2 separate regions of the Homo sapiens genome follow, and region 1 is linked to region 2. A link is an interaction called in ENCODE POLR2A ChIA-PET data of the cell type or tissue named here. Cell type or tissue: Panc1. All regions are shown on one strand. Each heading gives the region's core, and the rest is flanking DNA. Links, peaks and the distances in the headings are about the cores only.

Region 1 (4,395 bases), core at 162-4,161, 93 kb after region 2:
GAAGGACATGGGGAAGCTGAAGGTCAGAACAAGGCCAAGTGTCTGTAATCTGGTTAGGAGAATAGTCAGCAGTAGTCAAAGGAAATAAGACACCTAGAACCAAAAGGCGAACCCAAGAAAACAAGTCAATGCCAGAAAAGAAGGCAGAAATAGGGCTGGGAACAGTGGCTCAGGCCTGTGAGCCCAGCACTTTGGGAAGCCGAGGCAGGTGGATCGCCTGAAGTCAGGAGTTCAAGACCAGCCTGGCCAACGTGGTGAAACTGTCTCTACTCAAAATACAAAAAATTAGGCGTGGTGGCAGGTGCCTGTAATCCCAGCTACTCGGGAGGCTGAGGCAGGAGAATTGCTTGAACCTGGGAGGCGGAGGTTGCGCTGAGCTGAGATCGCGCCATTGCACTCTAGCCTGGGCAACAAGAGCAAAACTCCATCTCAAAAAAAAAAAAAAAAAAAAAAGGCAGAAATAGGAATCCAGATCTAAGAAATATGTAGCAATCAGAAAGAGGCAAGTCAAGGAGGAATAAAACAGACAAGACTTCAACACGGAGGCAGGGTGGGGAAAGCCCACAGTGCATCCACTTGGCTATGCTGCTATGAGATCTCAAGGTACCTCTCCAGAGCATCAACAAGGCAGGTCAGCAGTCATGAAGTGACCATAATGTTCCATATACAATACGAATAGGCAGACAAAGACTCTAAACACCAGAGCTGCAGTTATTTCAATTCAGGTTTTATTAAAGTTGTTTCTGAATATTTTTTCTCAGTGATCCTTGTTCTGATGAATATTACATTTCATCCTTAGTTTTGCTCATTTGATTTTGCTTTAGTGTTTAAAGAACTTTTATTTATCAAATCCTTTGCCATGAATGAGAGCACCAAATAACATATCAATACCCAACTGCCTGATTCCTTTACAGCAGTAAGAAAAGTCAGTAAAACATTTGTACAGTCCAAGTACTACAACACCAAGATCCCCTCTTCAAGTGAGAGTGAGCCAAAGCTTCCTTAGTATCATCTCAAGTCAATGTCTTTTCACTATACCATTAAGATGAAAATAACTAAGAGCACTGACACAATTTTCTTGCTCTTTCCATCTAAAAATGTGGGTTTCCTGTGGTGTGGCTAATTTTAAAAACCAGAAAATGGAAGGAAAATAAGTCAGTGAATGATTAGCTTACAAGTTTTTTCTACTCATCATTAACCAGTCTTCCCTTTTCCCTAGACTTTAGACAGCCATAAAAAGGCAGGAAAAACAATGTGCATAATAAAAAAATAAAAATAAATATCTGAGCACCTACTGTAGTAGGCATTTAACACATTTCACTTAATCCTCACAACGCTGTGAAAGAATTATTATAATCATTTTACGAATAAAGAAACAGGCTCAGAAGGGTGAAATCACTGGTGCCTAAAGTCCTGCAGGTGACTGAGCTGAGATTTAAGTTCAAGCCTATGCTCTAATATGCTGCTTTGGCTCCCCAAAGCCCTTCAGCTTGAGATTCTTACTACTATAGCTTCATCTTCTAATTCTAAATTTACACTTTTAAGTCTGCAAAACTACTGAATAACAAAAGAACCTAAAATTATTCTGAATTTACTTGCCAAAACGGGAGGTGTAATAGACCATTAGAAAATTCTTCTAGCCTGGACAATATAGTGAGACCCCGCCTGTAAAAAACAACCAACCAACCAAAAAAAAAAAACCAAAAACCAAAAACCAAAAACCAAAAAACAAAACTAGCCAGTCATGGTGGTGCACTTGCCTGTGGTCCTGGCTACTTGGTAGGCTGAGGTGGGAGGATCACTTGAGCTCATTAGGTAGAGACATCTCTTTAGGTAATCATAACATTCCATACCTAAAATTATTGTTAATTGTAATTAATGTTAATTCTAACTGGTAATGATAGCTAGCAATAAAAAAACACACAGAGAGTAATTACAATCAGCTCATTTTCTTATTGTCACCATCTGTCAAATCTCACAGAATGGAAGGCAAAAAAAGACAACTTCCTATTGTGAACCTTGATTGTTCATTAAATTTACAATATATACTTAGTGGAATGCCAAAAGATGTTCTGGTTTTACAAGCTTAACCACCAGTCTTTTGATTGCATTTTAAAAGTGCATATTTACTTGTTTTTTAAGGGTCTAAATCTGATGAAGATGGTAAGGCCCACAAGGAGATGGCTTTATTGATAAGTTTGTGTGCTGTCTTAGAATTATCTATAATGTATAAGAGGTTAACTTTCCACCACTCCACTGAATGTCATAGAGTTCCAGTGGAAAATGAATTTTATTTTATTTTATAACTTCAACCTAAACCTATATAATCTAGACATCCAACAACATCTGATTGTCTGCTGGAGACTTCATTGCATGCCCATTAATCTTAAATGGAGACTTAATTGCATGCCCATTAATCTTAAATGATTGACATTAATATCTAGTTGTTCTTCATTCATACTCTCACTGGAATTTAGTCAATAGTTTAGAGATTATTTTCCTTGTGTCCAGTCCTAAAAAGACTAGATTTTCATACTTCAGAAGCAGAAAGGGTGAGATTTGATCATTAAGGCCTCTTCCAACATTAAAATATCCATAATTGACTGCCTTCCTAAAATCTGACTGATGTATCATTCATTAAGTCGTTTATTGGACAAATCTTTTACAGAACACCAGCTATAAGACTGAAAAAAAACCACATAGGCCCATTAATTCTAGAGGTTAATATATAAAAGGTGAGCTCAATGTTTACACAGATGTGACTTAACAGATACAAAGAATAGGAAATAGAGCTTGTCAATATAACAGAGGTAGTGATTTGTGAGTACCAACTTAAAAAAAAAAACAACAAAAAAACTTTGCGGGCGCAGTGGTGAACGCCTGTAGTCCTAGCTACTTGGCAGGCTGAGGCAGGATTGCTTGGGCCCAGGAGTTGGAGGTCAGCCTGGGCAACACAGGAAAAAAAAAAAAAATTGCCAAGAGGAGAGAATACTTATGTTAAGTGTTCTTATCGCAAAAAGTAACATAAATAGAGCCAGAGGAAACTTAAAAAAAAATTCAGCATTAACTATTAATAAATGAAATGAGAAATCATGGGAACCTAACACTTTTGTCCTGATCACCACCTCCCATCATTTAATAAAGGATTATAAGGTAAAATTGACAAAAGGGCAGAGGAGTAAAGGCTGGTGGAATAAGTTGTAGGTAAATTACCCAAATAGAGCCATCTGGGTCATTAGCTGTTAGTGTTGCCTCAGTTTGCCTGAAATGATTATATGACAAGGAGGCTGAAAATAATTTGAAGAGCAAAGACAGCACAAGGCTTTTTGGCCATTCTTGCTTGAAAGGGTCCTGGGTATCTCAAATTTCGATGCTCCTTGCCTTCCAAGTCTCATCTAGACCTTTAGCCCCTGCAAATGGGGATGAGAAAGGGGTGGGTATGGGACAATGATGTGAGCATAAAGCCTATCTAGTTGGGATTACAAGAACAAAAGATGGCTAAAAGGAAAAAAACAAAACAAAAGGTAAAGTCCTGAAAATCTATGTGTATAAAAATCAATCCAAATGATCTAAATTTATACGACCACGAAGCTTTATCCTCTAAGTACCCAAATGTTGAACCAATCCCTACCATCTCCTTTTTCCACAAAATACAAGATACTACACAATTCCTGTTATAGAGACCGCTAGGAAGAAACATGTAGTTGAAAACCCATAGTTAAAAGGATTTTGGATTCAAATTTATCACAGTACCAATTTTCCTAAACATGTTTTGATAAAGGCCATTGGAACACCTGTCACACTGTTCAAATGCCCAATGGTAAGACTTCTGATGAGACCAAACAGGTCACATTAAATCAATAGAATATCTTAGAAATAAAGCCAATATGACTAAATCCAAAACATATCACATGAAGTACCTCATGTACAATACAAACCTAGTTTAATAAATAAAAGAAACATAGGTGACTGCGCTCTGGGAGAACATCCAGTTCCTGATGGCCTCTTCACAGTCTTCTCTGAGACTCCACTGCCACTTCCACTCGGGCAAGCCTAATGGTGCGGCCATGAAGTTTGTAGCCATCTTGTCTTACTAATGCCACGGTGCCAGGCTGCACCCCAACACCAGCTGGCACATGACAGATGAGTTCATGCTCATGGGGGTCATATTTGTCACCAATGGGTGTCAGTTTCTCCAGGCCATGCTTGGCAAACACACTTTTCAGCTTTGCTTCTAAAAGCAACAACCCTCGGAAGACCTTCTCCAGAGTGAGCTTTTGGTCCTCAGGCTCCGATTCTTCAGAAATGCACTCTGTAGTCTTCTCCAAAATGTCAGCCACCTCCACCAAGTCCTTACAGAAACTCTGGATTCCTGCAGAGAAGCCAGTTATTTTT
Region 2 (4,395 bases), core at 118-4,117:
AGAAGGATGAAGGGGCAAAGGTGGAAAAGGAAAAGGAAGATTCTCAGAAGCTGCCAGGGGTGTCGATGCTCTCATCTCATTGGCTAGACTTAGTCACATGGCCATGGCCAGTGGCAAAGGAGGACGGGAAATGTTGTCTTCATTCTGGGTGGCCGTGGTCGCAGCTACCAAGTCCATCTTTGTGGAAGGGGAGAACGGATGTTGAGGGACAATCAGCAGTCTCTTCCCTAGATGATATTCTTGATCTCTTTCCATTCTAAAAGTCAAGTCCATGCGTTTGTTGTTCTCAATTCTCTATCACTATAGCCAAGGTCTGAACACTTGCCGTTGGCCCAAAGCAGGGATCTGAGTGACATGGAATGGTGAGACAGGTGAGGGAGGGTAGGAGAGCTCAGAGAGATGCCGGATATTAGAGAAGGGCAGCCTCTCCATTCTTCTTGCTGACTAAGCATCTTCCCAGTGTTTGGAAGTCTGTCCCTGGGAACATGTGAGCTGAGCAACCTGAAAAATTGCCTTCCCTTGGGGCAAAAGGTGTTCTGTCCTTGGCTTTCAAAGCTGGGCAAGTTGTGAAATGGGTACTTGAAGGATGTTTCCAAATTTGTACAAAAATGGAGGTGAAGCTATTGTTCACTGTGTCAGGAAGGGCCCTGGATTTAACTGCTTCTGTGAAGGGATTCATTCTGGAATTCAGAATCAGGAAAACGCTTATCTCCAGCTGAGCTCATATGACTTTCTTAGTCTGCCGACACATCAGATAGTGCAGTGGCCCTCTGTTGTGTTTGTTTCTTAGCATTATGCCTTTCACCTCCTTTTGGTAACATCACCTGCTTTTCTTCTGTGCAACCCATCCCCTCCCCACCTCAGCTTTCAGTCCATGTGGTTCCGATGGGGCTGATTCCATCCACTCTTCTCCTCCAGGGGGTGAGCACAATGCTCAGGCCTGTCTAATTGGAGTCATGGTGATGAATCTGGATTTGTTCATGGTTCAGTTTGGGCCATTAAGAGACAGCCCTGGGACTTTTGCTAACTTAAGTGGTGGGGCGGTGGGGAGGGGTGAGGGGAAACACATCTTTTCCAGTGTGGGTGCTAAGCTGATAAGATGTAAATCTGGAGTTGCTGGTGGCTATTTTTGCACCTTATAGAAAGAGTTTTCCTGGGAATGAGGGAATAAAATCAATACACAGGACAGCAGAGCAGAGAATGGAGAGTGTGACACATTACCAGTGACATTACTGGGCCCCTGGAACCAGCCATGCCTGAAGCTGTTATACCCCTGAATTTCTTTCTTTTTTTTTTTTTTTGTTGAGATGGAGTTTCACTCTTGTTGCCCAGGCTGGAGTGCAATGGCTCCATCTCAGCTCACTGCAACATCTGCCTCCCGGGTTCAAGTGATTCTCCTGCCTCAGCCTCCCTAGTGGCTGGGATTACAGGTGCGTGCCACCACACCCGGCTAATTTTTTATTTTTAATAGGGACAGGGTTTCTCCATGTTCGTCAGGCTGGTCTCAAACTCCCGACCTCAGGTGATCCACCCACCTCAGCCTCCCAAAGTGCTGGGATTACAGGCATGAGCCACCGCACCCAGCCTACTTCTGAATTTCATAGTATATGAGTCAATGTTCTTTTTTGCATAAGCTGGTTTAAACTGAGTTTCCATCACATACAAATGAAATTATCCCCAATAATACATTAACTAAAACATAATTCTGCCAGGAAATGGAAATAAGAATTTTGTGATTAAGAATGCTAAGTCTGGCCGGGCGCAGTAGCTCACACCTGTAATCCTAGCACTTTCGGAGGCCAAGGCCAGTAGATTGCTTGAGGCCAGGAGTTCAAGACCAGTCTGGCCAACATGGTGAAACTCCTTCTCTAACTAAAAATACAAAAATTAGCTGGACATGGTGTCACTTGCCGGTAATCCCAGCTACTCAGGAGGCTGAGGCATGAGAATTGTTTGAACCTGGAGGCTGCAGTGAGCTGAGATCCTGCCACTGCATTCCAGCCTGGGTAACAGAGCAAGACTCTGTCTCCAAAAAAAAAAACAAAAAATAAAAAAAGGGCTGAGTCATCTCAGCCCGATGATATATCTGCTGTTCTGCTTCTTCTATAGACAACATGTTGGGAGTCTAATGAGCTTGGACACCGTGGCAGAGTGTCTGTGAAATGGTTGCCAACGATTCAACCCTGTGCGTGTGTGCTGTCTCCCAGTGGGAGGTGAAGTCCATTCCCCCTCCCCTTAAATCATGACTCATAGCTTGTTTTATGACCTGCTTTGACCAGTAGAGTGTGGCTTATGTGATGGTGTGCTAGTTCCAGGCTGAGGCCTTACGAGACCTAGAGCCTTGTGCTTTTACTCCCTTAGAGCTCTGAGCTGCCATGTAAACAAGTCCAGCTACCCTGTGGGAAAGATTATGAGGCCACGGGAGAGTTGAGGCCTGGGCAGACACCGATGTTTCAGCCACCATAGTGAAGGCATGACATGTGAGGGAAGTTATCTCGAACATTGCAACCCCAGCCAACACCATGCATAGCAGAAGAATGGCCCAGGTGAGCTCAGCCAACCCGTGTGTGGGATATGATGAGGTTTCCCTTGAAATAATCTGCTCAATCTTTTATTCTTTAATTCATAGTATCCCCCCACTCCTTCTCCTCCTTCTTCCCCTTTTTCCCTGTTGCCTTTTTTAGATGCTCAGGCACACCTCAGTACCAGGCGTTATCCGTTCCAGCTCACATTCCTTTCCTTATTTGGAAAGGGGACTAACTTTCTAGCTCATTACAGACACCCCTTCCCCTTCTTTTTTACTTTCTTTTACGTGCCCACCCTATCTAAAAAAAAAAAAAAAACCAACGTTTAGCCAACCAAGATTAGTTTAGATTGTAAGACCCGACCCTGGCCAATGGGGAAAGGGTACAAAGGCAGGACTTGCGTCAAGAATAAAAGCTCTCGTGACCTTTGTTCAAGTGTGATCTCAAGGCAACTAGCCGAGAAGGCACTCCCCTGCGCAGAAGTAAAATTGCTTTGCTGAGAATCCTTTGTTCGAGTGTACAATTTCCTTAGGATTTTGAGCGTTATTCTTAACACGTGGAAATCATGAGAAATAATAAATTGATATTTTAGGCCAAGTAATTCCAGCACATCGGGAGGCTGAGGTGGGAGGATTGCTCGAGCCCAGGAGTTTGAAGCCAGACTAGGCAACATAGTGAGACCTTTCTCTACAAAAAGTAAATAAGCCAGGTATGGTGGTGCATGCCTATGATCCCAGCTACTTGGGAGTCTGAGGTGGGAGGATTACTTGAACCCAGGAGGCTGAGGCTGCAGTGAACTGTGATTGTGCCACTGCACTCCAGCGTGGGTGACAGAGCAAGACCCTGTCTCAAAAAAAAAAAAAAAAAAGCTATTTTAAGCCATTAGATTTTGGGTTGGTTTGTGTTGCGGCAAACCAAATGTTACTGCATTAGCTGACTGAAACACCCACTTGAGCAATTTTGGAATATCAGGATGTGTCACTGTATTAGTTGGTTCTTGCAGAGCTGTAAAGAAATACCTGAGACTGGGTAATTTATAAAGAAAAAGAGGTTTAATTGGCTCACGGTTCTGCAGGCTGTACAGGAAGCATGATGCTGGCATCTGTTCAGCTTCTGGGGAGGCCTCAGGAAACTTACAATCATGGCAGAAGGGGAAGGGGAAGCCAGCACGTCTTACATGGCAGGAACAGGAGCAAGAGAGAGAGGGGAGGTGCTGCATACTCTTGAACAACCCAATCTCGTGAGAACTCACTTACTCTCATGAGAACAGCACCAAGGGGGATAGTGCTAAACCTTGCATGAGAAATCTCCGTGCATGATCCAATCACCTCCCACCAGGCCCCACCTCTGACACTGGGGGTTAGATTTGGGTGGGGACACAGATCCAAACCATATCATCACTCCCTGGGTGTCTTATCTGAATAAGGCCCTCACTGAGAAACTGTGCTGGGCTGTGTTGGGACTGAGGGTCAGATGGGTAGAGCATCAAGACTAGGACTCTGGAACAATGAGACAAGGAACTCTGCTTCAGCACTGGAGGGTCCTGGGTTGCTGGGAGTTCATCTCGAGGAAAGACAGAGGTAGAGCCAAGATGTTTGCTTGGCAGCCTGACCGATGTCGGGGAACACCATTTGTGAGGCAGTCATTTGAACTGCCTTCAGCCCAGCCCCCTTTCAGGCAGCTGAAGGGAGACCAGAGACTGGTGCCCTAACCCCCCAAGCAGTGGTGGGCATGGTGGCAGGGGAGAAGCCCTCTCACAGCCCGCCTTGGGACAAGTAGAGAGGCCCACAAGGGCTGAAGTGCCGTTGACAGAGGCCAGGAAAAGGTGGCCTGGGGCAGGGGCTCTGAAATCACAGACCACTGAGTACTT

The links. Peaks named below come from ENCODE experiments on the same cell type or tissue, not always from the same donor. Only the 100,000 strongest peaks of a DNase experiment are listed, where the experiment ranks them.
Region 1: POLR2A ChIA-PET joins it to region 2 with 6 read pairs; 12 of 35 experiments call an interaction of 5 or more read pairs at or near these places.

Annotation. Positions count from the first base shown.
Region 1 is chr5:149,350,895-149,355,289 of GRCh38, reverse strand. GRPEL2 (GrpE like 2, mitochondrial) reads right to left here. Exons shown (of 4, transcript NM_152407.4): 4 at 707-4,372. The coding sequence ends at 4,008. The region is part of intron 1 of GRPEL2-AS1 (GRPEL2 antisense RNA 1); the gene reads left to right. Among named protein-coding and RNA genes, the nearest start is that of GRPEL2-AS1, 4.6 kb to the left of the region's middle. In Panc1, for the core only: no CTCF peak of the experiment used is centred there; no DNase peak of the experiment used is centred there.
Region 2 is chr5:149,443,880-149,448,274 of GRCh38, reverse strand. No RefSeq gene overlaps it. Among named protein-coding and RNA genes, the nearest start is that of MIR145, 15 kb to the right of the region's middle. RefSeq lists enhancers at 2,135-2,429, 2,140-2,904. In Panc1, for the core only: no CTCF peak of the experiment used is centred there; a DNase peak (open chromatin) is centred at 2,265; H3K27ac peaks cover 2,868 bases.